Linked DNA regions of Homo sapiens: region 2 is linked to region 1. A link is an interaction called in ENCODE POLR2A ChIA-PET data of the cell type or tissue named here. Cell type or tissue: IMR-90. All regions are shown on one strand. Links, peaks and the distances in the headings refer to the core of each region. The heading gives the core; the rest is flanking DNA.

What was found. Peaks named below come from ENCODE experiments on the same cell type or tissue, not always from the same donor. Only the 100,000 strongest peaks of a DNase experiment are listed, where the experiment ranks them.
Region 2: POLR2A ChIA-PET joins it to region 1 with 7 read pairs; 2 of 35 experiments call an interaction of 5 or more read pairs at or near these places.

Annotation. Positions count from the first base shown.
Region 1 is chr2:120,923,791-120,939,708 of GRCh38, reverse strand. GLI2 (GLI family zinc finger 2) reads right to left here. Exons shown (of 14, transcript NM_001374353.1): 3 at 12,243-12,348. Among named protein-coding and RNA genes, the nearest start is that of GLI2, 200 kb to the right of the region's middle. RefSeq lists an enhancer at 4,053-5,252. In IMR-90, for the core only: no CTCF peak of the experiment used is centred there; a DNase peak (open chromatin) is centred at 9,688; H3K27ac peaks cover 488 bases.
Region 2 is chr2:120,225,556-120,239,601 of GRCh38, reverse strand. It overlaps LOC105373583 (a long non-coding RNA gene), which reads left to right. Exons shown (of 3, transcript XR_923259.3): 2 at 1,238-1,310; 3 at 1,851-4,406. Among named protein-coding and RNA genes, the nearest start is that of TMEM185B, 9.2 kb to the right of the region's middle. RefSeq lists enhancers at 500-1,699, 6,863-7,212, 7,453-7,662, 8,395-8,444. In IMR-90, for the core only: no CTCF peak of the experiment used is centred there; no DNase peak of the experiment used is centred there; H3K4me3 peaks cover 545 bases.

The DNA.
Region 1 (15,918 bases), core at 7,223-11,222:
AAATTAGCAAAAACAGACACATCCCAAATGCCAGTCAACATAGACTGCTTCGGAGCAGCCCAAATGAATGAAGAGCCCTACACATTAGCAGGAAAATCTTCGGAAGAACGTGGAGTATGAAAGCAAGTTCCCGAAGAATACCTCTGCAATGATTCCATGTATATAAAGCATGACAAAGCAAAACGAATTAATACATTGTTAGGGGAGTCAGACACAAGGTAAAACCGTCATAAGATGTGAGGGGTGATAAACTCTGAATCCCAAAGAATGGTGGGATGGGGAGGACCTGAGGCAGGAGATTGGGGAGCACACGGGACCTCAAAGGTGCTGGCATGTCCTCAGTCCTTAGAGTGAGCAGGGGATAAGGGTGTATATGTCATAATTACTCAGATATCTTAAACATGCTTTTGTTGTTCTTTTTTTTTTTCTGAGATGGAGTTTCGCTCTTGCCCAGGCTGGAGTGCAATGGCGCCATCTCAGCTCACTGCAACTTCCGCCTCCTAGGTTCAAGTGATTCTTCTGCCTCAGCCTCCCCAGTAGCTGGGATTACAGGTGCCCACCACCACGCCTGGCTAATTTTTGTATTTTTAGTAGAGACGGGGTTTCGCCATGTTGGCCAGGCTGGTCTCGAACTTCCGACCTCAGGTGATCCCCCTGCCTCGGCCTCCCAAAGTGCTGGGATTATAGGCGTAAGCCACCACACCTGGCCACTTTTGTTGTTCTTTTGCATGTTTTCAATAATCAATAAGACCAATTTTTTTTTTAAAAGGATGGCTGGGTAGAAGTAGTCTCTGGTTTAAGTTGGCTGAGTGGATAGGGATTCCGGGAGCAGGACGGCTACAGGGCTGGCGCTGGTGGGGAACTCAGGGCTGGTGGTGGTGGTGAATGTGTGTGACTGCTGGAAATCATCTGAGGCTCAGTCGTCTACATGATCACTCCATGGGCCCTCTTGGCCACAACATCTATCTGTTGTCCAGGCTCCCTCCAGGCCAGCCCTAGCCCCGTCTGCAGCAAACACGCATCCCATATATGCGACCTGCACTCACCCCGTTCCCATCAAAGACCCGGACACCACACCAGACCTGGCCAGCTTTCAGCTGTCACTCCCTATGCAGAGCTGTAATAAAGAAATCACCGTTTTCAGTTGACAAAGAGCAGATTTCTTACTAAGTAAACACTGATGTTTTGGTAGGGAAATTAAGTTATAAAATTGTGCCTACAAAGGAGGCAATACAGATGGACTTGGTTGCAATCTAGCCACGTGGTCCACAACAGTTGATTCATGCACTCACCCTTTATCAGTTTTCCCCTGGGAGCAGAATAAGAAGGTTATCAGTTTTTGCAAACAGAAAACCCAAAAAGCATAAAAGATAAGGGGATTATCAGGGAGACGTTTTTCCTAGCAAAGTGAAGACATTGGTGGAGCAGGGTAGGGAGGGGAGGAGTGAGGTGTGGGGCCTGTTGGAAGCCTTGGGTTTACTCCTTCTGTGCAGTGGAACCAGGAATGTGTCTGGGTCCGGGGAGGAGGCCCTGGGGGAGTCGGTCCTGCTTAGGCCCTCTCCAGGTGAACTGCACCACTGACCTCCGAGTACAGGGGGACTTTGTCTGTAATAGAAGCTGCCATGGGCTGAGCACTGCTGAACCAAATCTTCCAGAAAGTCAAGGGTTTAAAGCCATGGGCGGGAATAAGGAAATAGGAGATAAGATGTGCAGTCTTGGGAGTGGGGTTTGTGGGGAGCGGCCTTCGTTAGTGGGAGAGATTTCATTATATTTCACTGGAGGCCTGGGTTTTAGTGATGAGAAAGGGCCTGGGTGGCCGGCGGGCTGGATAGAAACTCCTCCACAGTGAGATTCTTAAACTCTGGCCCAGCCTGCCAAAGTGGTGTGTGGAATTTCCTTTCCTGGATGCCTGTCAAAACTAGCTGGAGAATCCTGAGCAGCTCACATATATCTCTTCTTCGAGGTGGGTGTGCTGCTGATTTTTACCAAGCCTTCATGAGTATGTGCTTTGAAAAGATTCCCCTCCTTAGTGGCACTGGTGTCTGCCTGGAAGTGGAGGCCCCTCATTGGAACAGGGCAACCTGAAGAAGGTGGTAGGGCCCCCAGTGGGTGGGGTTGGGGAAAGGCTGGGACGTGGGGGGAGGCCTTCATGCGTCCCCGCTGATAAGCGCTTTCTGTTCCTGTATTCCTGGTGCTCTGGGCTTCCCATACCCCCTCTTCCAGCATACCACCCTGTCATTGGCCAATTTCTGCCCTCTCCCCAACCAGATCATGGGGTCTATGTGGGCAGCAAGACTGTGCCTCCTGGAGGTAGAAGGGGCATGTAGTTTGAGAAATTAGTGGGTGCAATGCACACTATTCAGGTGATAGATACTCTAAAAGTCCTGACTTCACTGCTACAAAATCTATGCATGTCACAAAATTGGACTTGCACCCCATAAATTTATACAAATAAAAATTCTATTAAAAAAGACTGTGCCTCCTTGGGCCCGTATCCCCAGTGCCTGGCATGAGGCTGGCACACATGGTCCCTGGGTGAGTGTCCTCAGAGGAACGAGCATTAAGAACATTCCCCACTGAGTTAAGCAACTCTGAACTCTTGCTACTTTGTTTGGGCAGCACAGGCCAAGTGTACATTTCAGAGGTGCAGTCCTTGGAAGGAGGGGATGGAGGGATGGGGCTCCTGACATGTCCAGCGTACTTTTTGACGGGCACCAGACATACCATCAGTGCTGGCTGCAGTGACAGAGGCTTGAGGGCAGCAGCAATTTCTGACCTTTTTAAGCAGTGCCTCAGGGGCAGGGCACTGCTCACATTTTCCCTCAGCAACACCTTGACTCGGGCTGGCAGGAGTGGCCTCAAGTGACAGCACTTGGGATACAATAAATCCAGCAACAATGAGTTTGGCTGAATAAATGAATGCATCTGGCAGTGGCGTCAGCTTCCACCGAGTGGACAGTCTGAACATGTGCAGTCTAAGAGGACTCCCCACCTCAAAGGCCAATCCACCCCACCAATGCCTGAAACTTTACTGTTAGTGATTAATTCCTTTGGGTTGATTACTGTTCTGTTTCCATGTCTGCAGACAGAAACAACACACTGCAGCCCTGAGAACCATGGCGAGACTCTCTTTCCTCTCTGAGGACAATCACGGCATAGGGAAGAGCTCTGGCTTGGTGAGATCTCACAAGCTGGGCAATCTTGGGAAGTTCTTAAATTCTGGGAACGCCCAGTTCTCGCCTCTATGAATTGAGGAGAAAATCCCCCACCTTACAGGGTGTTGGGAGGACTGAATAGGACACCACTGGCCCAGCACCCTGCAGGGTGTCTGCAGTGAAACTTGGCTTTCCTTCTAATGTTAGCAGGGCAGTGATGAGAGCAGGGGTCTCTCCGCCACTCGGTATGTCCCAGGTGTGCTTCTACATGCTTTACAGACACCCATCTAGTCCTCACAACAGTTTCACATGGGGAGCCACTATGTCCCCATTTTAGAGATGGGGCCACTGAGGCTTGTGGGGCTAAGCAAGCCCAAGGATGTGAAGAGTATAAGCAGCATAGGCAAGATGTGAGCCCCGGCCTCAACCCTGTTCTGTCTACATACTGGGGGTGTGGAGGGGAAATGTCCGACAGTGGGGACCCCGAGGGACAGGAGAGGAACCGAATAGTTCATCCCGATCCTGCCGCAGCCCCTCCCCCACTGCACGCCCACCTCGGCCTGCACATCAAGATTTGCTCCACTCCCTGGCCCCTCCTGCTCTCGGCTGACCACCACGGCTCTCTCCAAAACCCAGAGCCAGCAGCTCCTCTTGTGCGAGGGCTTTGGCGTTCAGTAAAGATCAAAGACCAGCCCGTCTTATCACACACGCTCCTCGTTAAACTTTTACAGGCCAGATTCCATTATAAATGAGCTGTCTGTCCCACGCAGCCCAGCGAGTGCATTCTTGGCTTTGGAATCTGAAGCTCTCAGAGCTGGGGAAGATTTTAGCAAGGGGTGGGGGGTCAAAATGCCCAGTAAGTAATCTATGCTGCTTACTAGGAGTGTGTCACTGGAAAGGCAGTCAGCCTCCCCATGCCTCGGTTTCCCCAATTATCAAGTGGGAGTGATTATTGGGGAGTGATAATCCCACCTTGCAGGGAGGGTGACATGACATAAGCCGGCGGCTGGGCACAGACTCCTGCTACTGCTCCTCTGCTGGTCTGACCCAAGTATCCCACAGCCCAGAGATGGGGAGGGGCCTGCCTGATGGGGTCTCAGGGCCGTTTACATCACAGTGAGCCAAGGCTCCACATCTAGTCGGTCTACCCTCAGACAGCCGTGGAAGGATGTGCTGCCCGACACATCGCCTGGACCCAGGGTTTCTGGGCTCCCTGTCTACCTGCTGTCCAGTTGCTCTGAAGAAGTGGTCAGCAACAGCCGGTTTTAAGGAAGAGCTCCCTGGAGATGGAGAGGCAGTGTGGACCCACGTGGAAAGGAAGGACAAGTTGCCTGGTGGGTGACGCTGGGCCCACCCAGCATCTCATCCCAGGGGGCAGGTGGACATGCCTTTCGGAAGTCTCCTCCTTCCTCTAGGCTCTGAAAAGAAACGAGCATGTTTGCAGAGGGAGGAGAAGGTTCTTCCCAAAAAACAAACAAAGCCAATCCTCTATGAATCGTGAACCTCGGGTGCTGTGCCAAGAATCAAGAAGAAAATATCTTTCTGCTCAACCCACCCGTCTCAGTGAATGACTGAGGACAGAGTCATAAAGGCCCGGGATGACACTGGTGAGTCACAGGCTGAGCAGGCTGCTGTGTTCATTAATCTCATGGTGAACGGTGCAGTCTTTATGGGACACTGACCTTGGAAAAAGCAATCTTCAAATCCCCCCAGACTGGAAAGTTCATGAGTTCGGCCCAGTGGCAGCAAAGAAACTACTCTCTTAAGTGAAGGCACACCGACACCCGGCTAAACATCCCCATTAACATGCAGTCTCGGGGACCAAGTGGGGCTTCAGACACTCTTAATGCTGTCTCCGGAGGCCCTGGGTAATATGCATTTTGCGTGACCAAGCATGCAGATGAAAGGGAGGTGAGGCCCCCATGCCCACCAGCTGGCGTTCACTCTATTGCCCTAACATACCTGGGCCTGGGTTGATAGCTACAACCCTGAGCCATCTGTGCCAGCAAGAGCCCCCTCGTCACTCCTCCAGGAAGGGTGGCCTTGGGCCGTGACTGCCAATGCAATGCAAACCAACTACAGCTCAGGATCAAGAGATCTGCAGGAAGCCATCAGCAGTGGTCAGGTCGGGGGTGGAGTCGTGGATGTCAGAGGTCAGATGGTGCCAGGCAGGAGGAGAAAGGAAGGCTGAGATACTGCAGCTGTTCCCACCCCATACACTCACTGCCTTTTGCAAGCTGAGAATATGAATAGGTTTAGGTCATATGAATAGGTTTAGGAGGGACTTGTCTGTGAATGGGTTATCACGAGGAACCAGGGGATTTTTAACAACCCGTGTTTTGGCGGCGAGGCGCTGTCAGTGATGAGTCCAGAAAGCCAACAAGCAGCTCTGGGGCTGCTTTCCCGGACGTCAAGCAAGCAGCGGCGCCTGCAGTGGTCCCCAAACTCTGGCCTATGGGCGCCTGTAAATAAGCAGATTTCCGGGCTTCACCCTAGTCTGAAAATCAACAAGAACTCCTGGGGCCAGGGCCTGAGAATGGGCATCTTTAAGACCCACCCTGTGTGTTCAGATCTGCAGCCAGGTTTGGGAACCTCTGCATGGGGCAGTTTCTGTACGCCCTTCTGGGCAGGAAGCAGCTGAAATTGGTCTTCTCTGAAGCCCCAGGGCAGGGCAGGGCAGGGCAGGGCAGGGCAGGGCAGGGCAGGGCAGGGCTGGAAAGGTCCTCAAAAGCAACATAGGGAGCTGAAGGTCCACCCCAGCCCCCCGAACCAGGAGCATGGACTTCTACATTCCTCTCCAGGACACAAGTTAACGCTGGCCCAGGGCAGGCCGGACTCATGCTTGTGTGACCACATACACTGAGGAAATGGGGAGCACCAACTTAGGGACCCTTCCTCGCCACACCTCAGCCTTGCTCCCCATGACACCCTGGCAAGCCTATTTCTGGGAGGCAGGGGGCCCAGAGGGCATCCAAAGAGCTTCTCTTTCCTGTTAGCGTCACAAGGTTGGAGAGACTGCTGGGGGTGTGTGGCCCTATTCACAGCCGGCCTTCTCTTCTCGCCCTTGTACAGACTCTTGGAGACTTAGGGATGTCCCCATGGGGGCTTCAAGAGAACCTTGCTTGACCAGCAATCACACACCCCTGCCCCATTTGTCTCCCCATCACTTGTGGTTTGCACAGCCCAAAGACACTGCAGCAGGAGTCCACGGGTGGGTGGTGACTTTCCTCCCCTGGAACCACGTGAGCATCAGTAAGCCATGCAAGCCTGCTGTGCATTTGAACCTTAAGTGACCGGGAAGGGTGCTCTGCAGAGGAGTGGGCTTGGGTGTCTATGAGGAGGCCATCGAGCTGGGCTGGGCTGCAAGGCTGTCCTCACACCAACCTCCATGCCCTGCCTTCCCCACGTGCAGCTGCCTGTTTACAGCCGGGTGGTCAGCCCTGGTCCTGCTCCCCTCTCCCCAGGGCCACTGTGGCAGCTCTGGCAGGTCCTCTCACCACAGTTCCCGCCCTTCTCCTGTCTACTCCCTAACTACTGCTGTAGCTGCCTGAAAATAAATCTGACCACTCCCCGCTGCTCCTGGTTGCCAAAAGGAGGAAGTCCAAATTCCTCAACTGGGGGAAAGAAAGACCCCCACCACACCGCACCACAGCACTCCTTCAGCCCCATCCCCCACCTTCTGTGCCACAGTCCCCAGACAGTCAACTCTCCCAAGGACATGCTGTGGCCGGCCTCTGCCACCCAGTCTCCCAGCCTGCCGTGGCCCCCTTCTCAAATCAGCAAGTGAGGATAACAACAATGATCACGATTGTTGCTCATATCCATTGAATGTTTCCAAAGTGTTCTAGACGCTTTACTCACATTACCCTGTCTCCTTCTCAAAATAACTCAGTTGGCTGGGTTATGTGGGTTGTCTCAGCAGATCTGGCCCTTCTATAGATGAGAAAGCTGAGGTGAGTTAATTCATGTTAATCACAGCTAGGGAGGGTTCGGCAATGGGTCCCAGTGCGGGTAGCCTGGCAGGCTGAGAACTGACAATGGCAGGCTCTTGGGTGATGACCAAGGTACTCCGGAGGGGCAGAGGGCAGGGCAGAATGAGAGAGTGCAGGGAACACCTCTCTGGAGCCTGCACACACTGGGTGCGCCCTCCCTGGAGCTATCAGGATCCTGAGAGGGAACGGGGAGGGGGTCTGGGTGCTTGAGCAGTGGAAAGCAGGAGGTGCAAGGGCTGAGGGGCGGGCACACCCACGAAATGGTCACCAGCTCAGGGCAGCAGGCTCAGGCTCAGGCTCAGCTGACACAGAAATGAGATGACACCGTACCTCATTTGCTGTGCAAACATCTGTGTAATTAGACACATTTGGTGCTGGCAGGGAGAAGCGAGCTACAACATGGGCTTGATGGATCGGGATTCTCCACCGGGCTCCAACCACATTCATCATGGAAGCCAGAGCCACGGGGCCATTTTCCTCACAAGCTTTGCCCTGGTTCTCACCTGGGACACTGGGGGCGGAAGAGGTGAGGGCATGGGCTTTCCAGAGCCCAGGGCCAGCCCCGAGGCTCTTGCTGTGTCCCCCACTCAGTCTGGCGGGAACCAACTGTCTTGAGGATAGTGTGGAGCCGCTGGAAGCCCACCCCAGCAGGACCGCGTAGGGACGGGGGGCTCTGGGAGCACCATGCTGCTGCCCATCACTGGGGCTTAACCAGACTAGCCCCTCCTTGGCTGGGGAGGAGATCTGCACCCCAGAGCCTGGTCTCCTTGCCCTCACGGAAGTAACTACCTTGCAGGGATGTCACACAGAAGTCACTGTGCCTCTCTGAGCCTCAATGTCTGCATCTGCAAGATGAAGCTTAACCCCCATCTCACAGAGCAATCAGGAAGATTCACCAGTACAATATACCAGGGCCCAGGGCCGTGCCTGGCCTGCTGCAGACCCATGCAAATTATAAATATGATTTACTGTATTCTACAGGCTGATGCCAGACTCCACACTGGGGCTCAGTGATCCCAAATAACCTGAATAACAGCCCCCAAGAACATCCACACCCTAATCCCTGGCATTTGTTAAGTGTTTCCTTCTACAGCAAACGGGACTTAAGAGACATGACTACTTTAAAGATCTTGAAATGGGAGCCACAAGTGGATTATCCCAGTAGGCCCGAAAGGCAATAGCAGGTGTCCTTAGAAGAGAGAAGCAGGGGAGAAAACTCCCACAGACTAGGAAGAGGGCAAGGTGAGGACAGAGCAAGGGGGAAAAGGTGATGTGTGTGAGGACGGGGCTGTAAGCCAAGGAATGCAGGCAACCTCCAGAACCTAGAAATGTCAAAGAGTCTCTCCTGGAGCCTCCAGAAGGAACCAGCCCTGCCAACTCCTTGATTTTAAGTACCATAAGACTTATTTCAGACTTCTGACCTCCGGAATGATATGAGGATAAGTTTACATTGTTTTAAGCCATGAAGTTTGTGGTAATTAGTTACAGCAGCCTTAGGAATCTCTTCAGGAATCCAACCAGTGAAGGAGCTGTGTAGGCCATGAGGGACAAGGCCATTTCTGTGGGCCTCTGGCTGGGCCACTCCTCCCTGCTGCATGCCAGCATCCACGGCCCCCTTCTCCAAGTGCTCTGCGCACACCCCACCCTCACTGGCAAGGGAAGGAAGCAGGCCCTACCCAGAGCTGGAGCATGGCAAAGCCTGGTGAAGACCCAGGCCCCTTCCCAGCCCAGGGCTCCCACCTACACAGGGAAGGACGGCACTGAGGGCCTCCCTTCTCAGTGGGGGCTCTGCCTGTAGCCAGGGCTGTCAAGCTGGAGCCTGCAACTGCATTACCTGCAAGGCGTGGCACACATAGACACAGACCCCTTCCGTGGAGTCTCTGACTCAATGGGGCTGGGCTGTGGCCTGAGGATCTGCAGTACCCACAACAGACTCCCAGGGGACACTGCTGCTGCTTGGCCAGGGGTTCTGGGAGCGACTGGACTCGGGGCAGTGCCCTAACGAAGGGCCGAGGTGCTGTCAAGAAGGGCTCGGCTGGACTCGTCAGAGGGACCCATGGTCCATACTTACGCTCCCACAAGAAAGGCCAGCATGCAGCGGAGGGCCTGAGCTCAGGGGGCTGGAACTTGATTTCTAACTTGCAAAGTGGGTGAGCCATAGGGTTAGTCATCTACCCACTCTGTGCTGCTTCAGTTCCTTCATTTGTAAAATGGAAAAACACAAAATGACTCTTTTTTGGGTTGTTGAGAAGATTAAACGGCATGAACACATAAAAGCATTTACAGCAGGGCCGGTTCACAAGGTCAGTTATGATGAGGAAGGCAGTCATCGCTGTTGGGGTCTTCCTACACTTCTGGTGGTGCCTCTACACACTTCAGGTGTATAGGGAGAGGTGAACCAGGACATTCACCTGCAGGCAGAAGCACTCCAGCATGGACTGTCTCTGCACAAAGCTCTCAGCATTGCCCAGGTCTCCTGACCAACATCCCGTGCAGGGAGCACTTTGAGGCAGGCCTGCTATGCCCAGGATCCGTGTCATGGAACCAGCCAAACATGACTCATGAGCAAGAAATCAGCAACAGCAACCCCCTCCCAAATAGGGACTGAGCTCCCTGGATGCTCCTAGGAGTCTCAGACACCACTGACTGGGCAATTTTTGGGTGGCCCAACTAGTTCCAAACACATGCACCTTCCAGAGGTTTCTCCAGCTGTGGTCTCAGCCACCTGCAGGTGGAGGGGCCCTGGAGGTGAGCAGAGGGTGGAAATGACTCCAACACCCACCAGGCAGACATAAGGCTGCGGCAGCGGATCCTAGTCAAGTGAGAACCAGGTATGCACACCGAAATAAAACAAAAAGTTCCCAACATGTCAACGGGACACAGAGGACAACTGGAAGGGACCCCAACGGCCAAATCTGGGACAACTGGAAGAACACAATAAATATTGGTAGTAATAGAGTATAACCCATAGAATCACACAAAAAACCATGCATCCATGTGCATAACAATAGACAACCAAATATACAAAGAAATGTGGGAGGCGGGACAGCTTTTCCTTACAGGAGAATTCCAACCACTAAATGTGGACAAAATGATAGAAACAGAAAATCGCCATTTGGCAAACACTAGTAACGACTGTTTCTGGCAAGAAGCATCGATGGATGTATAAGTTAACGGATGAAAATATGATAAGAAACAGGATATTTCCATATCCTCTAAGTATTACCCCACAAAATACTTATTAATTACGAACGGGACAACTTTAAAGCGGAGAAGCCAGCAGACAGGCCCATAACCAAATGATCAACATTTCCAGCAGTGAGAAGCGTGAAGATCATAGGCCTCCTGACAGGATGCCTGCAAAGGACAAACATCACTTTTATAGTATTATTCCCCAAAACGCATGATCCGAATGTCATCATGAAACAGCATCAATCAGGCAAACCCAAACCCAGAGACATCTTATATAGTAACTGGCCAGTACTCTTTAAAACTGCCAAGGTCATGAAAGACAAAAGAGACTAAGGAACCGTCCCAGACAGGAGATGACGAAGGAGTCTCGGCAACCAAGTGCCACGTGGGATCCAGGATTGGGTCTTGAACCAGGAAAAAAAGACACTAGTGGGCAACTGAGCAAATCTGGATAAGCTCTGTGGGTGAGTGAAGAGCATTCTGTCAGTCTTGGGTTATGTAAGATGCCCACATTTGAGGAGCTGCGTGAAGCATATACAAGAAAGCCTTTATGGTTTTTGGAACTGTTTTTGTATGACCTTAATTATTTCAGAGTAAAATATTTAAAAGTAAAACAGTTTTTAAAAAGAAAGTAGAAGTCCCAGGTTTGCTCCGTCTTGGGGAGGCAATGGGTGTCCGGAAACAGGACTCTGCTGAGGCACAATGCTGTGAGCACAGTGAGGGCCCAGCAAGTGTTGACTGACTTCACTGGGATGGGAGATGGTAGAGGAAGGAGGATGTGCCTTCATAGGTGGCGGCAGGCGGGGAGAGGCTCTCCACTCAGCGAGCACTGGTTGTACACCTATTCATGTCAGCATTGAGACACAGAGGTGAGAGGAGAGCTCAGAGCTGGCTGGGAGGCAGGTGCAAAAACAGATGATGATGCTGTGGATTGAGGGCAGCAGCCCCCGCTCAGTGTGAAGGATCACACTGCCCCTGAGGAGGTGACTCCTCGGTTGAGGCTTGGAGGTGGCCTGTTGGGGGGAGATTCCAGGCACACTGGGCAGGCAGCTGGCCCCAGGCACAGAGACATGGGACAGAACCACAGACAGCACCTTGGCATGAACAGGTGAGGGGGCTGGAGGGTGTGGGCATGAAGATGCTGGGTCGAGAGGGGTCTTGGGGCTGGCTGACCTTTGTAAGAGCTCTCCTGGAGGCAGGTGCGGGGAGCAGTGGAGAGTTTGGGGGTAGGGAGAAGGAGGGGCCTTCTTTCCTGGAAGGAGGACGGATGGGATAGCCAGAGACCAAGACTTTTGAGCCCTAAAGGCCAAGAAATGACACCAGCCAATGGGCTTAGAGGCCCCAGGTGGGTATGACAGGGACAGGGTTAGGCAGGTGGAGACCACAGGGTGACCCCACACCTTCTACCTGGGGACTTCAAAGCTGGGAATAGGAAGGGCCCCAAAGCATCACTTTGAGCTTGTCCTTTTAAGTATGGTGACTATACAATTTACTATTCAAAGGGGGACACTTGAAGAAGTGAAAAAGGGTGCTCTGAATTATTATGCTGGAACAACAGATACCTAAGATCACCTTACTTATATGGGATCTTAGACCTAGAGAGGATTCCCACTTCATGGATGAAGAAAGAGCTCCAAACCATGTATAGATACACCAAGGAAGCCCAGAGCCTTATAAGTGGTGATGTGGGCTCGGGGGTGGTTGGTGTTTATACACTGCCCACGCACATGCTCACACAGGGTCCCAGGCCATGATAGCAAAGGTGATCGCCCGCTCAGGACAATGTAGATCAGGAACCCCCAAAAGAAAGACAGAGGCAGGAGATGTGGCTGAGGCTGCCGGCCCAGCCTCCCCATGGCAGGTGACTGCACGCCAGGAGCAGCAGGCAGAGGGCAGGACTTACCCGTGCACACCGTGGACAGAATGAGGCTCGTAATGGTACCTTCCTTCCTGGTGTCGCATGTCAATCGGTAGGGGCGCATGGAATGGTGGCAAGAGATGCTGCGGCACTGCAGAGGGGGAGAGAGAAACAAGACTTCAAAAACTTTCCCCCTCCCTCAAAAAGCTACTTTCAAAGGGCTTTAAAGCTCAATGAATTTCATAGCAAGAGCAGCCAGGACAAGGGGCTCCGCAGTGCCCGCGCGATCACACACCCACGAAGGGGGATGAATAAATAATCAAAGTCTGCCCGAGAATTCTACATCTTTCACATAAAAGATCCCCAACTGCGCTCTTGACAAAGACAAGCAGCTAAGCACTCTTTGAACTCGGGGAGATTACAGGCAGGGCCACAAAACTGGGCTCAGCCCGCAAATCAGGGCTGACAGAGCGACAGGCTCCAACTCCGCCGGCTTCTGCCCATGCCGGCCCTGGCTGCGTGTGGCTCCAGCAGCACCAGGTTACGGCATCCGGATGCTGCAGTGCACGCAGGCTGGAGGTGTTGACCTAGAGCCATTTGTGATGGCACGGCCCACAGACGGTGCCGCCAGCCTCAGGAAGGCCAAATCCCACCCAACTGCTGTCCCGTTTTGCTGGCAGTATAAAGTGGACATCTATGTGGATCTGTTAGTTCTCCAGCTCTTAATATTAATTCTTGACCCCTAAACGCTGTCGGGTGCCCCCAGGATCGAAAACGCCAGCACGTGCGTGTCAGTTTCCAGAGCTGAGTCAGCCTCCTGTCTGAACTTGGCCTGCCCTCGACAAATCATCATGATAATTGTAGGATGCTCTTTGTTTATTAAAAGAAAAAATTCCTGGGTACCCTGGAGGCAAACATAATTATAGGCTTTAGGAAAAGAAGGCTTTTAACAAAGTAGTTATACTGGGAAAAGGGCTAAGAAGTGGGGATTTCTTAGTCAACTCTCCCTCAGTCTGAAGGCCACAGGCCAGTGGGAAGCAGGGTTAAGTTTGGATTTCTGAATATTTTAAAGAAATGTGGATGGGTTTGTGATAGGTATGTACAGGTCAGCTGACTGCTAGGCTAAGAAATGCAGACAAATTTTTAGGAGAGATGGGGTTTCATCATGTTGGCCAGGTTGCTCTCGAACTCCTGACCTCCATCTGCCTCGGCCTCCCAAAGTGCTGGGATTACAGGCAAAGAGCGAAACTTCACCTCAAAAAACCAAAAAAGAAACAGACAAACAAAAAAATATAGAAAAATAATGCTACTAACTGTTTCTGTGCAAACAGATTCTGGTACAATACCATAAATACTATGAATTCTTTTTTTTTTTCTTGCAGTAAAGACATCTGAAATTTACCATTTAAATCTTTTTTTTTTTTTTTTTTTTTTTTTTTGAGACGGAGTCTCGCTCTGTCACCCAGGCTGGAGTGCAGTGGAGCGATCTCGGCTCACTGCAAGCTCCGCCTCCTGGGTTCACACCATTCTCCTGCCTCAGCCTCCCGAGTAGCTGGGACCACAGGTGCCCGACACCACGCCCGGCTAATTTTTTTGTATTTTTAGTAGAGACGAGGTTTCACCGTGTTAGCCAGGATGGTCTCAATCTCCTGACCTTGTGATCCGCCCGCCTCGGCCTCCCAAAGTGCTGGGATTACAGGCGTGAGCCACCACGCCCGGCCCATTTAAACCATTTTTTTACATGCACAGTTGAGTGGCATTAAGCCCCTTTGCATTGTTGTGTAATCATCACCACCATCCATCTCCACAACTGAAACTCTGCACCCACGAAACACTAACTCCCATTACTCTCCCCCAGCCCCTGCACATTCACCATTCTACCTCCTGCCTCTATGAATTTCCCATGCTAGCTATTCCATGCAGGAAAGATCAGACAGTATTTGTCCTTTTGAGACTGGCTTATTTCACTTCGCATAATGTCCTCAAGGTTCATCCATGTTACAGCCTGTGCCAGAATCTCCTTCCTTTTTAAGGCTGAATAACAATCTATTGTATTGGATAGACCACATTTTTTTTGTCCACTCATCTGTCAATGGATGCTTGGGTTGAACACAATGGATTCTTAATGGGAAGAAATTTTTCTCCTGAAATTTTAACTTTAATTTTTACATGTTCAACTCCATCTTCATAATTTCACAATACTGGCACTTTCCATGGGGACCAGGAAAAACAAAAAGCAAATCTTCTCACCCTGATTCAATCAGTTTCCCCAACTCAGACTCAAAGAGGAGTTGGTTGCAGGCACGTGGTCCAAGCCTCTGGGCCAGCTCTCACTTCCAGAGCCACCAAGTGCTGGAAGGACAACCTTTTCTCTGAGGCCCTGGCCCTGCACAGGTGAGCCGGGCATGTGGCTGTGACTAAGGTGGCTGTGACGGGACCACCAGGTGCTCCGGAGGCTGGGAACCCTGAGGGTCAGAGCTCACTCACCTGCTGCATGACTTTTGTAAGTTTCTTTGCCTCTCTGAGTCTCCATTTGTTCATCTGAAAATGGATAACAGTAACTACCTACATGGCTGTGGTGAAGACGTAAAAAGCCCACACACAGGAGGCGCTTCGCCCGGAGACTGTGCAGATAGGACACACTCAACAAGTGTCACTGCTGAGGAGGACAAGTAGCACTCATGTTTGGAGCCTCCAAAGTCCATCATCAAACTATGAATTTACTAATGTGGGGCACAGGAAAACTGGCTCATACTGGTTGCAAACCCTAGGGAGGGTGGGGGGCCAAGCACTGCTTGCTCACAGACCAAGAGACCACTGGATCCCCAGGGAGTCAGCAGGGAAACAGTGTTCGCTTTCCCAAATGTGTAGAAAAGGGCCTTAAAAACATGGCAGGGCAGACCAGATTTCAGTATTTTGCCAACAAAATAAAAATGGTTGTGTGTGTATGTGTGTGTGTGTGTGTGTGTATTTCTAAATGTTTCCTTGCACATCCAGAAGCCCCCTGATGCAACTAGTGTTACTATGCCCATTAAAGAGATGAGGAAACGGAAGCCAAGAATGATTCATGGCCTTGCCCAAAGTCACAGGACTAAAAAACGACAGTGCCAAGAGGAGAATCGAAGGCTCTGAATGGCTTTTCCCTCCACCCAGCCTAAATGACACTCGGAGGCAGCTCCCAAGTGCCAGGGTGATCCCAGACCCCCATCGACCCACCACGTCCCCACCTTGCTATGTACTTTAGTTAACAAATGCACACACAGTCCACAGCTCTGCTTTCAGCACTTGGCAAATACCAGCTCCTGGGTCTTCCCAGCGACCCCAGGAAGCTGCATTCAGTCCAGGATTCCTTGGTCTTCACACAGGCCATCCCCCAGCACCCTGGTGTGCCTACCATTCATGGTCTTGCTCCTCCAGAGGCTGAGGGGGGGTCTCCTAATGCCATCAGAGCCCAGACCACCCCACCCTACCCCCAGCTATGAGCTGACATGCTCTGCTCAGGATTCAGGATTCAGGCAACTTCACCCAGGTCTATAAAGTCTATGGAACATTGTGAGCTTCAGTGGTTTGCCAGGCAAACATGAAGTACAGGTACCACTGAGGCTGCCTCTCTGCCCCACAAGACTAAGCCATGGTGTGTGTGTGTGTGTATGTACGTGTGTGTGAGGTGTGTTTGCATATGTGTGTGGTATGTGTCTACATGTAGCGTGTGTGGGGTATG
Region 2 (14,046 bases), core at 6,875-10,874, 700 kb after region 1:
GTCGCTCTGCCCCTGCCCCACATCCTGGGCAATTATACTACTGTGGTGGGGTAGAGGCATCCAAGGCGGAGGCAGGTACTGTGCACCTGCGATACACCTGAGACTTGGAGACAGTGACCCTGGCGTTCAATAAGCATTCATTTAACGGTTCCCCAGGCATGGTGCTGGGGATCAGGGCACAACAGGGACCAACACAGACCCTCACGGGGCGCCAGGAGGAGCGGGGGCATCCAGAGGAACACGTGGAGCACGTGGCTGCCTTTGCCACACTCCTCCTCCCTGCCCTCCTCCCCAGCCCGGCATGGCTGGTGTTCAAAGCCCCTGTGTGCTCTGCTCACTTGAAACCGACTCAGCTGAGGGGCTGTGCAAATGGCGGAGACTGAACAGAGGAGCGAAGTCCCTGAGGGAGAAACCACCCCAGAAAAGACAAGCCAGGTGTCAGGGTGGGGAGCTTGGTTACCACAGTGGGTGCAAGGAGATGGGGACTGAGCAGGGCCGTGGATGCTGGCGGCCCTCAGCCATCATCCTCCCTGCCCAGGCAAGTTGAATGGCAGCCCCAAACAGCAAACTCTCATTTTCCACCTTTTATTCCAGGAAGGGCACTGTGAGGCTGCAGCGGGGAGCGGGGAGCGGGCAGGGGACCTTGGACCAGGACCTCTGACTAAGCCTGAGTCAGGGCTGCCTTCCACTGGTCCCCACCCACCCTTGCAGGCCACTGAGCCGCCTCTCCTGGCTCAGCCTCTCCCACTTGTTGCCTCCGCCCTCAACTCCTTCAGTGACTTCCTCACCTCTTCATAAAGTCCAGGCTCTCGTCTTCTCTCCGGCTGCCCCCGACAGTGCCCCGCACCCAGCCCCTCCCACCACCTGTCTCCCATCTTCCCAGCCTGTCCTCCTCCTGCCCCACTGCCTCACCGTACTCCTGCTCCTCGGGTGCTCCTGATGGCCTCTAACTGTCCTTCAAACCCAGCCCAGTAGCAGGTCTTCTCAAAGGCTTCCTGCCATCCCTTCCCTTCCCTGGGTAGGTATGGAACCCCTCACCCAGGCCTCCTCCACCCCAGCCCTGCTCCCTCCTGAGAAGCCAGGGGTGCACCTCACATCTGTATTTTTGTGCCTGGCGTAAAGCAGGAAAGGAATGAGGATTTCACTGAGAACCTACTGCGTGCTGGCCACTGTTATGAAGGTCATCACAGGGAATGTTCACAACAAACCATGACATGGTATTGTCTCATTTTTACAGGTAAGGAAACTGAAGCCTCAGGCGAAGAGATGATTTCAAAGAACTTCAGAGCTAAGAGTCTTCTTCGACTAAAGTAGGCCCCCATGTTTCCTGGGAGAGGTGGAGCTTGAGGCTTGAGTGGGCTTAAAAAACAATGAGGATTCTGACAAACACAAAAGAGGGAGAGAAAGAGAGAGAATTAGAGCATTCCAGGCAGCAGGGGACTGAGATAAAGGAAGGCCAGGAGGCAGGAAAGACTAGGAAGTGACTGGCAAGACTAGGCGGTTTAGTAGAGAATCCAAGGTATATGCTTACACAAATTACTGGGCAAGGTGACTCACACCTGTAATCCCAGCACTTTGGGAGGCCAAGGTGGGAGGACTGCTTGAGCCCAGGAGTTTGCGACCAGTTTGGAAAACATGAGGAGACCCCATCTCTATTTAAAAAAAGGAAAGGAAAGGAGAGGAGAGGGGAGGGGAAGGGAGGGGAGGGGAGGGGAGGGGCAGCAGAAAGCCTGGAATGGCAGGAGGAACACCAAGCCTGCCACAGACATGGGGCGTTTCTGAGAAGGCTAGGCAGTGTTCCAGTGGGGGAAAGCCCTTGTGGACGACTTCCCTGTCAAAACCCTTCCCAGGAACTTGAAGGGCCAGTTCCAGAGACCCTGTGACCTCAGGCTCCAGAGATGGCTCCGTAAGGCAAACTCACCATGACCACTGGTCAATGACTCACTTCTCCTCCCAGGCGCCCTCCCAGGGATGAGCGCTCCTTCACTCTGCCTCCCTCAGCCCTTGCTCCGGTCTCTCTGCAGCTGGGGTCAGTGTTCCCAGTGAAGTCAGCGTGTGGAGCACACATGCCTCGTACCCACATTCATGCCCATGTGTGCGTGTGCACACGCATGTGGGGCCTGTGTGTCTCTTTCTCTGAGACCCACTCAAGATCTGCATGCACCTCGGGCCCCCTCCCAGAGTGCTGCAGCCAGATGCACCTGGAGCCCCACCCGTCAGCCCAGGGAGACATGCCCCTGCTGAATTCAGAGAATGATCCAGAAGGATTCAGGAAATGAGGACCATTCATGAACCCAGCGACTGATGAAGAGCACCTTCCTCACATCCGCTGCCAAACTCACCCGAAAAGAAGAGACAGAGGAAGACCCCAGAGGATTGCAATTTGAGGACACCTCCAACTCATGCTCACTGCACTTGGTCCAAAATGATCAGAGGGGAGATTTGGCTCATGCTCTGGCCTCACTGGCTCCCATCACCATTGCCTCTGCCCCTCCAGCCTCTGCCAGGCGCCTGGCTCTGACCCTTGCTGACACTTCAGGCCCCTCACCCTTAGAACTGACTGCCAAAGGGCTAGTTGCTTAGTCTTCAAGTAAAGGGGGTCTGGAGGACTATGGAGGAGGCATAGTGCCTAGAGAGCCCCTCGCCTCAAGACACCCCCACTGCACTTGGGAGGAAAGGCAGGGCTGGGGGATGGAGGCACTGTGGGGGCCTTTCCTATTTGGCAGCAGCTGCAGCCATGCGCACCATAGCCACAGCACGCAGCACACATCTTCTGTCTCACAGTGATTGAAGATTTTGCCAAACCACCGGTCAGACAGATTTCCCCCCAAGCCCCACATTAATTGATTTTTGGATTCTGCAACCCAAGCTCAAGCTCAAGCTCCGAGCTCACTGCTGAGCTCAGACTCCTGGGTGTCCCACAACGGCTTCGATGTGGAGGCCATGACGCTGAAGCCAAAGTTGTCAGACACCTGGGCTGCACTTGCCTGTGCAACGAGCCTGGGAAAGCAGCTCTGGGGATTGCACCCACAGTGCCAGGGCTCGGGAGCCTCTGAGCTCAGGGAGGCCTTCAGGGACAGGCGCTCGGCCAGCTGCCTGGGTAGGCTACTAATGAGCAGATGTGTTCCAGGCTGTCTGCCCAAGGGGCAGCTGCACCTGGGCTGGAGAGCTGAGACTCTCTGGGGTTCTGCAGCCTCTGTCCTCCTCAGCCTGGCCCGACAGCCCCTCGTTCTGATACAGGAGGGCACAGCTGCCTGACGCCCCTCCTTCCCCATCTCTGCCTCTCTAATCTTCCTTGAGGAAGATTCCATCAGAGGTTTTACTTACATATTCCTACACCATGCCTGGAACATAGTAGGTACTCAATAAATCCAACTTTTCCTGAGTTAGTGGTGAGGAAAAGCTGGACTCAGGATCAGGCTGCCTGTGAAGCCTGGCCTGTAGCCTGCCAGCTCTCCCAGCCTCAGGGTCCTCACACCCACACGTGTGTGCAGTAACAGAGCACTTCTTGCCTGCAACAGTGCCTGGTTCCCAGTGTATGCCACTGGGATCCGTATTATTATTAAGTGATCCGTATTATTATTTTATCTTAAGAGAGGAATCCAGCTGTGTCCAAATGAGGGGTTGGGACAAAATAAAAGCTAGAATCCAGTCTTGCAGGTGGGGACATGGCACCTGGGTCTCCACACTGACCCGTGCTGCCCACCCTCTCACATGCTATCTAGAGACGGCACTCCTTGTGGAATGCTGCAGGAGGTGCTCCACTGGCACGAAGTGGGTGGGCTCTTAGCACAGACCCAAACAGTAAGTGACTTTTCACACTCCCATCGCATCTCCAAAGCTACATGCAAAACACTGATCTTCACAGGGGTTAGAACACAACTTCCAGAAGGCCTCTTTCTTTTTTTTTTTTTTCTCCCTTTTTTTTTTTTATTATTATACTTTAAGTTCTGAGATACATGTGCAGAACATGCAGGTTTGTTACATAGGTATACAAGAGCCATGGTGGTTTGCTGCACCCATCAACCCGTCATCTACATTACGTATTTCTCCTAATGCTATCCCTCCCCTAACCCCCAACCCCCTGGCAGGCCCCAGTGTGTGATGTTCCCCTCCCTGTGTTCATGTGCTCTCACTGTTCAACTCCCACTTATGAGGGAGAACAAGCAGTGTTTGGTTTTCTGTTCCTGTGTTAGTTTGCTGAGAATGATGGTTTCCAGCTTCATCCATGTCCCTGCAAAGGACATGAAGTCATCCTTTTTGATGGCTGTATAGTATTCCATGGTGTATATGTGCCATGTTTTCTTTATCCAGTCTATCATTGATGGGCATTTGGGTTGGTTCCAAGTCTTTGTTATTGTGAACAGTGCTGCAATAAACATACGTGTGCATGCGTCTTTATAGTAGAATAATTGATAATCCTTTTGTTATATACCCAGTAATGGCATTGTTGGGTCAAATGGTATTTCTTGTTCTAGATCCTTGAGGAATCGCCACACTGTCTTTCACAATGGTTGAACTGGTTTACACTCCCACCAACAGTGTAAAAGCATGCCTATTTTTCCACATCCTCTCCAGCATCTGTTGTTGCCTGACTTTTTAATGATCACCATTCTAACTAGCATGAGATGGTATCTCATTATGGTTTTGATTTGCATTTCTCTAATGACCATTTCTCTAATGATGAGCTTTTTTTCATATGTTTGTTGGCTGCAAAAATGTCTTCTTTTGAGAAGTGTCCATTCATATCTTTTGCCCATTTTTTGAGTGGGGTTGCTTTTTTCTTATAAACTTGTTAAAGTTCCTTATAGATTCTGGATATTAGCCCTTTGTCAGATGGATAGATTGCAAAAATTTTCTCCCATTCTGTAGGTTGTCTGTTCACTCTGATGATAGTTTCTTTTGCTGTGCAGAAGCTCTTTAGTTTAATTAGATCCCATTTGTCAATTTTGGCTTTTGTGGCCATTGCTTTTGGTGTTTTAGTCATGAAGTCTTTGCCCATGCCTATGTCCTGAATGGTATTGCCTAGGGCCTCTTTTTAATCCAAGAAAGAAAGGGGGCAGATAAGATGGCGAAGCATTGCCAGGGTTAACGGGGAGTCTGCAGACCAATGGGTAAAGATCAAAGAGAGCCTGACTGCTGTAACAGCACCCCTCTCTAAACAGGAGGGCACCCCACCCCGGGCATCAGCAATCCTGCACACGGCCATTCCCAGAGCAGCCTGCCTCCACCGCAGCACAGAGATGGGTCAGAATGAACGTCCACCCATGTCAGTGCTCTATCAAATGTCTGCTTAGAAGTTCTTTTTAGGCCAGGCGCGGTGGCTCACGCCTGTAATCCCAGCACTTTGGGAGGCCGAGGTGGGCGGATCATGAGGTCAGGAGATCGAGACCATCCTGGCTAACACAGTGAAACCCCGTCTCTACTAAAAATACAAAAACAAAATTAGCCGGGCGTGGTGGCATGCACCTGTAGTCCCAGCTACTCGGGAGGCTGAGGCAGGAGAATGGCGTGAACCCAGGAGGTGGAGCGTGCAGTGAGCTGAGACTGCACCACTGCACTCCAGCCTGGGCGACAGAGCGAGACTCCAACTCAAAAAAAAAAAAAGGTCCTTTTTAAATAATTATTTTCTAAATATTCTGGTCTGTTCAAGCTGCCATAACAAAGTATCACACACTGGTAGCTTAAACAGCAAACATTTATTCATCAACAGTTCTGGAGGCTGGAAGTCCTCTTAAGATAAAATAATAATACGGATCAGTCAACTGGCATACACTGGGAACCAGGCACTGTTGCAGGCAAGAAGTGCTCTGTTACTACACACACATCTGGGTGTGAGGACCCTGAAGCTGGGACAGCTGGCAAGCTACAGGCCAGACTTCACAGGCAGCCTGATCCTGAGTCCAGCTTTTCCTCACCACTAACTCAGGAAAAGTTGGATTTATTGAGTACCTACTATGTTCCAGGCATGGTGTAGGAATATGTAACTAAAACCTCTGATGGAATCTTCCTCAAGGAAGATTAGAGAGGCAGAGATGGGGAAGGAGGGGCAGCAGGCAGCTGTGCCCTCCTCTAACAGGACGAGGTGCCTAGGCCAGGCACTTGACCCTTCTGAGCCTCAGTCTCCCCCGTAATGGGAGCAAATCTCTCCCCCAGTCCCCACGCGGACATCATGCTAAACAGATGGTAGCGCTTCTCACTATCTTCATTGCCATTGTTATTCTATTTAACACTGAATACAATTTTTTGAAGCCCCTTTCAGACCAAAAAGAGAAAACTGGGCCCTCTGTTTACTACTAAATGTGTTCCTGTTTTTTTGTTAATTAAAAGAAAAAACAACGTCCAACACCTCCATCCCGACCATATTGTTCCTGAAGTTTCCTTTTGCTGATGTATCTGTTGTTGTGGCATCAATAGTCGTAAACCACTTCCACTCTTACTGAGGTGTTTTGTTTTGTTTTGTTTAGATGGCGTTTCGCTCGTTGCTCATGCTGGAGTACAATGGCACAATTTTGGCTCACTACAACCTCTGCCTCCCAGGTTCAAGTGATTCTCCAGCCTCAGCCTCCTGAGTAGCTGGCATTACAGGCATGCACCACCATGCTCAACTAATTTTTGTATTTTTAGTAGAGACGGGGTTTCACCATGTTGGCCAGGCTGGTCTCGAACTCCTGACCTCAGGTGATCCACCCACCTTGGCCTCCCAAAGTGCTGGGATTATAGGCATGAGCCACTGTGCCAGGCTCTTACTGAGCTTTTTAAAGCACCCACTCAGAAACCATCAGGGAGAACCTCTTTCTTCAACCCCCCTGCTCTGTAAGAGCACTCAGAGCTCAAGAGATGACCTGTCTTCACGGGGGAAATCTAGTAACGCTGGATATGCAATAGGAATTCACTATATGAACAGCAATTCACCACACCAAATACCCCCCAGATAAAGCTGGGAAAGTTATGGCTGTTTGGGGTAATCTGGAAAGAACCTCAGTGACAGTAAATAATTTTTGTTTGTACCAGAGAAAAATCTAAAACCAGCAGGAACTCCGAGGAGTTTCATTTTCTTTCTTAGGTGGAAAGCAGCCACATGAGAAGGGTTGGCTTGTCAAGGTTTCAAGCCTGTCACGGATCTCCAGCCTCGGAGGCATATTTTCAGTTTCGATTCAGCTGATAGGTGGGGAGAAAGCACCCCAGTTCTTGGAAGTTAGCCGTTTCTCCTCCTCGCAGACAACCTCCAGAGCAGGGCAGCAGGCAGCTGCTAGAGATTTATTTCTCCACTTAGTCGTCTCCGCTTGCGGCTTCCTCCCATGAGTGAGGACCAAGAGAAGCCCCCTGTCTCTGATGAAAGTGGGGGATGAACACTGAACCAAACCCACACTGCTCAGCACATTTGATGCGGCCAGAAACAGACTGCAAAGGCTGAGAAAGCTTTTCAGGGGCCGTCTGGCTGTGTGGGTGCGAAGACCTGGCTGTACTTGGAATCACCTGGGAAGACTTACAAAAATGGTTTCCGAGCCTCACCCGCAAGGATTCTGACTTGGTGAGTCTGAATCACCAAGATTCTCGGGGTGAGGCCCCAGAATCTGCCTGTATGTAGCCAGCAATGCTGCATTTGGACCTGCATCTGGGGACCTCTGGGCCACCCTGGCCCCCTTAATTTATAAAGCAGAACCAGCCCCAGGGTGGAGAATGAATGAGGTGCCTGTCACCTGGTTACACAATTTAAGGTGTCCTTAGTTATGCCCAGCTGACTCGAGCACAGATCTTCCTGGGCACTCTCTTCTACACCAGCACAGGGTGGGGCGTGGGAGGGGAGTACGTGCCCATGCGGGCATCTACTGAATGTGCCAGGCCTGTATCTCTATTATCTCACCTCTATCCTGTGAAGTAGATATTATTATCCCCATTGTACAGATGAGAAAACCTAGACTCAGAGAGGCTGAGCCATTTGGTCAAGGACACACAGCTGCTGAAATGACAAGGCCAAGTTTGAACCCAGGTGGTCCCTTCTTTGGCCCATGCTTAACTACACCAGGGCACCCTCTTGATAGTGGTCTCCTTGGGGTTCTGTTGCAGCTCAGAGCACAAGCTTCTCCCTGATCGCTGCCCTATAGCTTATTTCCAATGTTTTTTTTTTTTTTTTTCTGGTTTTTAGTTGACTTTTCATCATATTCAGCCCAGTGACCTCTGGTCCTCTCTTGGGCTCTTTCAGCGTTATTCGGTGTTTTGTGTTTGTGCACCTTAACTGCGTGGAAAAGTGCTCGGTCCTTGGGAACAAGGGCCACAGGGCATTGCTTCCTTCCCCAGGGCCTGGCACCTACCGGGCACTAGCAGGCAGTCTGGCCATAGTAGCTGAGTGATGAGTGAACTGCTTGGAGGCTGTGCATGTTGCCCAGACTCTTTTAGGTCTATCTCCCCTAAAGGCATCTGTGAAAACACATAAAGCAACACCCTGAGGCAGCAACGGCTCCAGTCTGGGAGTCTGAGGAGCAGAAAGAAGCTGAGGTGGCCATAGGAGCCCCATGGGCAGTGAGGTGAGGCCAGGGAGATGGGCCACGGCCGGTCAGCCAGGGCCTTGAAGGGCACGGTAAAGCGTATGGATTTTGTCCTGAGAAACGAGAAGTCAGCTTTGACAGGGGAGGGCCATGCTCCTGTGGCCCGAGTCATCAGGCCGTGCTGCCTGCTATACTGCTGGATGCCCCTTTAAGTCAGGAGCCCCACACTGTTCATGGGGTAACTCCAGGGCCTGGCTCTCAGTGGCGTGCAGAGGCATTTATTTTATTTTACTTTTTTGCTGCTTTGCACCTGGCAATGGAAGAATGAAAGGCAACCCAGAGTGAAATTAGGATTACAATTTTACAAACGTCTGTTTCTGACGCAGGAAGCACATCATTTGTCCACATCACACTCTCTTGGAATTTATGACAAAGCCAGGTGAGAGCCGGGCTGGGAATGACCTTTGTCCAAGAAAAAAATGTTTTGCTGAGTAAATTAAGAGTGCAAATAAGACTGGGGAAAAAACTTAAATTGTACATGAAAACTTTTGAAAATATTTTAGTAATGTCAACTTAAGTACAATTGATACCTGGATTGCCTAATTCCATAATTCAGGAAGCTTCCCACTCACCTCCACAAAATATTAGTTTGAATTAATTATATTTAATTATATGTGAATGCCTCAAATTAAATGATCCCAATGCTCACTGTGTTGTTCATAACATTTGAAGGCTGTGATCTGACGCGGAAAACCCTGACTTCTGCATTTGCACACTCACAAACATGTCAACACTAGCCCTGTTTTTAGTTGACTTTTAATATTATACAGCCCTATACTTGAGTCTACCTTTGATTTCAGCCTCTTTAATTCTTCAACCCTGTGGAGTTTTCTAAATAAGCTCTGCCAGCTGCTATCAATACAAGCAGACTCACACCACAACTCGGGGTGGCACTGACTCCATTTCCTCAAAGATAACACAGAAAACAGAATAAAAGGCTGGGCACAGTGGCTCACGCCTGGAATCCCAGCACTTTGGGAGGCCAAGGCTGACAGATGACCTGAGGTCAGGAGTTTGAGACCAACCTGGCTAAGATGGTGAAACCCCATCTCTACTAAAAATACAAAAATTAGCTAGGCATAGTGGTGCACCTGTACCACCCAGCTACTCAGGAGGCTGAGGCAGGAGAATTGCTTGAACTCAGGAAGTGGAGATTGCAGTGAGCCGAGATCAGTCCACTGCACTCCAGCCTGGGTGACAGAGTGACTCCATCTAAAAAAAAAAAAAAAAAAAAAAAGGAAAAAAAAAGACACACTAGGCTTTATGTGTCAAGGGTCTTTAGAATGAAGTTGTCCCCCCTTATCCATAGGGGATATGTTCCAAGACCCCCAGTAGATGCCCAAAGCCGCAGATAGTACCAAACCCCTATACACACTATGTATTTCCCTGTGCATACACACCTACGATAGAGTTTAATTTGTAAATTAGGCACAGTACTCTTGTGCTTTGGAGCCATTATTAAGTCAAACACGGGTGACCTGAACAGAGGGACAGTGATCTGGCGGCAGCTGATGTGATCGCCCAGGGAGCACGCCCGGTGTGAAGATGCTGGACAAAGAGAGGGGTCACGTCCCAGGCTAGATGGAGCAAGATTTTGTCACGCTACTCAGAACAGAGTGTCATTTAAAATTTAGGAGTTATTTCTGGAATTTTCCATTTAATATTTTCAAACCTCGGTGTACTGCAGGTAAATGAAAACTTGGAAAGATAAACCTCAGATAAGGGGGGACTACTGTATTCATTCCTTCACCATGGCATGTCTGTGTCTGAGAATCTACCCTTAAAAACAATCTGGATGCAAAGAAGCCGTAAGATAGAGCGCAGTCCCTTCATTTCATAAAAGAATGAAACTAACTCAAATACACAATGCAATGGGTGAGTAAAGTATTGCACTACCCTTAATGTAATATTGTGGGGCCACTGAAAACATGCTCACATGTTTATGGAAATCTGAGAAGTGTTTCTATCTATGGCATTTCATCACATTTAAGACACTGTTGATTAGAGAACACACCACCATTTCACGTACCTTTAAGGAAGAAAAAAATACCCAGAATGGTTATTTAATAAGGGACGTCTAAGTAAAGCTGGGATCCTAAAGGGCTATTTCTTTGGTGGGAGGAGAATGATAAACAGCCTCGTCAGGCAGAAAGAGCCAGTGTCCCAGCCATGGACCCGGATGCAGGGAGGGAACAAAACTGCCCCTGAGGACGTGCACAAGCCAGTACTCATGCTGGTTTGAGTCTGAATTTGCACAAACATATGGTCTGGAAACACCTCAAGCAAATGCTGTAACTGAATTTAAGTTTAAGGTTATGTCAAGTTGGCAGTGCCCCCAGGTGACTGGCAGAAACAAATACAACCACCTCTAGAAAGAACTGAATGTTAACACCAGCTGACAGTGCCTGTAAAACATCAGCCACTGTACAGTGCAAGATCCAGAGACGTTAAAATGTGAAGTGAGTTTTAGAATTAACCATAAGTAAAAAAGCAGAATCAAATGGGTATGTGGAGGATGACATCTCTTTGCCGAGTAGACCGACTGGAAGGAAAAACACAGTAAAATGTTCACAGTGATCTTCTGTAGGTGCTAAGACTACAGCATTTTCTTTCTTTAAACGAGTCTGCGTTTTCCAGCTTTTTCTAAAGTGACCATATAAAAAAAGGAGAAATAAGGAGACGCAAGTGAGAGAATGACTTTGGGTGGGGTAGTCAAGGAGGTGACCCTGAAGGAGGTGACACCTGAACTGAGAAGGGACCAGCACAGGAGAAGCCACCTGAAGAGTTCATTGCTACATGTGTATCCAGGACAAGGACCTGGGGCACAGGGAAGATGCTTGATATGTATTTGTTAAATGAATACACGGGTTAAGGAAGGAAAAAGCTGCTAAAACAGGAGCCTAAGTCTCAAGGGGTCCCAGCCAGAGTCTGGCTCTTCAGGGAGCCATTCTCACTGGACTGAGCTGATAAACAGGGCAGGGACGCCCACCTGGCCAACAGCAGGGCCCTGTGGAAAGTATGCAGCTGCAGAGTTAGCAGAGAACCATGGTTGTGGGTCTTGGGCCTGTTTCCCCATCTGTCAAATGAGGTTAGTGCTTTGCCACCTCTGTCTCTGAAGTCAGCTCCAGATGATATCGTGCTTTGAAATATTAAGCCACGTGCGAGCGTGAGGGGCTGTCACGCTCCAGGAGGTCCTCATGCGAGCCCAGCAGCACCTCCCTGTAACACTGGGAACTGTCAGCACCTCCCTGTAACACTGGGACCTGTGAGCTTCAGACAAGCTGCTTTGTCTCAGGAAGGTTCCCGTGCTCGCTGCTCAGCCCACAGGAGATGTCACATCAGCTCCTGTCTTCCTGCCCGCATGCACTTTCCAGATTCACTTACCATGTACGAGCCTGTGCTGGAAACTGCTAACAGAGATAAGAGATGGGTCCCTGTCCTTGAGAAAGTCACAGGGAGTCCAGAGAGTCAGATGAGCAAACAGGATGATACCCTGTGGGACCCGAGGGAGGGGACACACAATCTGCTGCTGAGAGGCAGTTAACAGCCACCACTGGGGGGAAATAATGGAGGCATTGTAGGTTTCCTACATTGTTTCCTTTTGCTGTCACAGTTTTGGGAGGTTATCTCCATTTCACAGATCGGGGCTGGAAACTAAGTCATCTGTCAAGTTCACAGAGTCTGGACTCGCACCTGGGCTGGGGTGACTCAAGTCCATGCCCACGGGCATACTACTGCACTGGTATGTGTGTGCTGGCAGTGGGGGGGGGCAGGGAGATGGGAGGAGGCTATTGTAGAGGTGACAGCGTGCTCTTCATTTAGAGACTGGGGCCAAGGGGTAATGGTGGGCAATGAGGCTGGCACAAGGGCCAGGTGGGCTGTGGATTCCTTGTGAAGAAGTTGATATGAGCAAATCCACAAATCCGGCCAAAAGGGAAATTTTCCCTGGGCTTTCTGCGCAGGTCATCCCCCTGTCCCAAGCCAGCCCCTCAGAGGACATTCAGCAAAGGCATCCCATGTCCTGCAGCCAGAGGGCTACAGGGAAAACTTAACTCCCACCAGCTTCCAGCTGCTCTGACTGGGACCATGCCCAGGTGTCACTGTCACCCTGGTCTGCTGTGGAGGGTGCCAGGCAAGAGTTCGCTCTCCCTGGAAACCCAGCTCAGCTCTTGCTAAGCAGTGGCTGTTGTGGGGCAGGAAGAGCCGAGCTGGGCCTGACCGCTGGTACGGAGCAGAATTCTAAGGAATTTGCAGATGGAATTGGGGTTACTAACAGGCTGACCTTAAAATAGAGAGGTGATCCTGGGTTAGCTGAGTAACCCAAAGTAATCACAGAAGCCCTCAAAACAAGGAAGGCAGAAGAGAGACTCCAGACATAAGGACTTAACCCACCACGGGTGGCTTTGAAGGAGGCCACAAGTCAGGAAATACAAGGGGCTGAGAATGAACCCCGAGGCCCATGGCTGGCAAGGCAACAGGAACCTCAGTCCCACAACTCGATGGAACTGCATCCTGCCAACACAGAACTCGAATGCAGGTTCACTGCCGGAGTGCCCACACCGAGATCTTGGCCTTGTGACTCAAGCGGAGCACTGGCTGGGCATATGATGCTGACTTCTGACTCTCAGTTCATGGCGGACAGTAACTGACTGCTGCTTTAAACTGATACACCTGTGGCAATTGGTTACCGAGGAAGAAAGATCACCTGGGCTGGAGAGTGGAGGGAACAGGGCCTAGGATGCTGGTGATGAAAGGACACAGGTCCCACTATCGGTGCCACGCTGGCCACAGGAGCATCTCCTCTGGGACAGGAGCATCGCAGTCATGAGTAGTGTTAAATGCATTCCTTCACTCATTCAGCCAACGTCTCTCAAACATTTGCTACGATATAAGTGCTAGCTGGGTGTCTGGAGCTCAAATCTCATGAAAGGACAGAAGGCCAAACAGACAACACCCAGGGAAATGAGTCCCAGGATAGGAACAAGGTCCCCGCCTGCCCCTACCCCACCTCTGGCACCCAGATGCTGTGGGAGGTGAGAGAAGGGTCACTGGTCCACCAGGGGTCGAGGTTTCTCAGGGCTTGAAGCCCTGTCGTGGGTCTTGGTGCCCAGGAAGGAGACAGAGGCCATGTCGGGGTGGGCCACACTCAGGGGGAAGCAGCAGACTGGCTGGGCTGGTACATGGACCATAAGGGACCTGGCCACCAGGTGTGCCGGGATCAGCTCAGGAGAGCCTTACAGTTCAGACAGGAAAGTTGGGACTGAGGATGCCAAGCAGGGGAAAGAGGCTGGGGTTAGGACACATCCCAGGACTTCCCCAACCGTTAGGACAGTGACCTTCAAACCATGTCAGCCCCTGCCCTCTGGGGCCATGTGCCCCCGCACACCCTGACTGGGGGATAGCAGCCCGTGCCGGTGGCCTGGAACACCACATCCACACACACCACCTGTAAGTGAATGAATTCACACTTTGGTTTGTGTACCAGCCTTGGGGACTG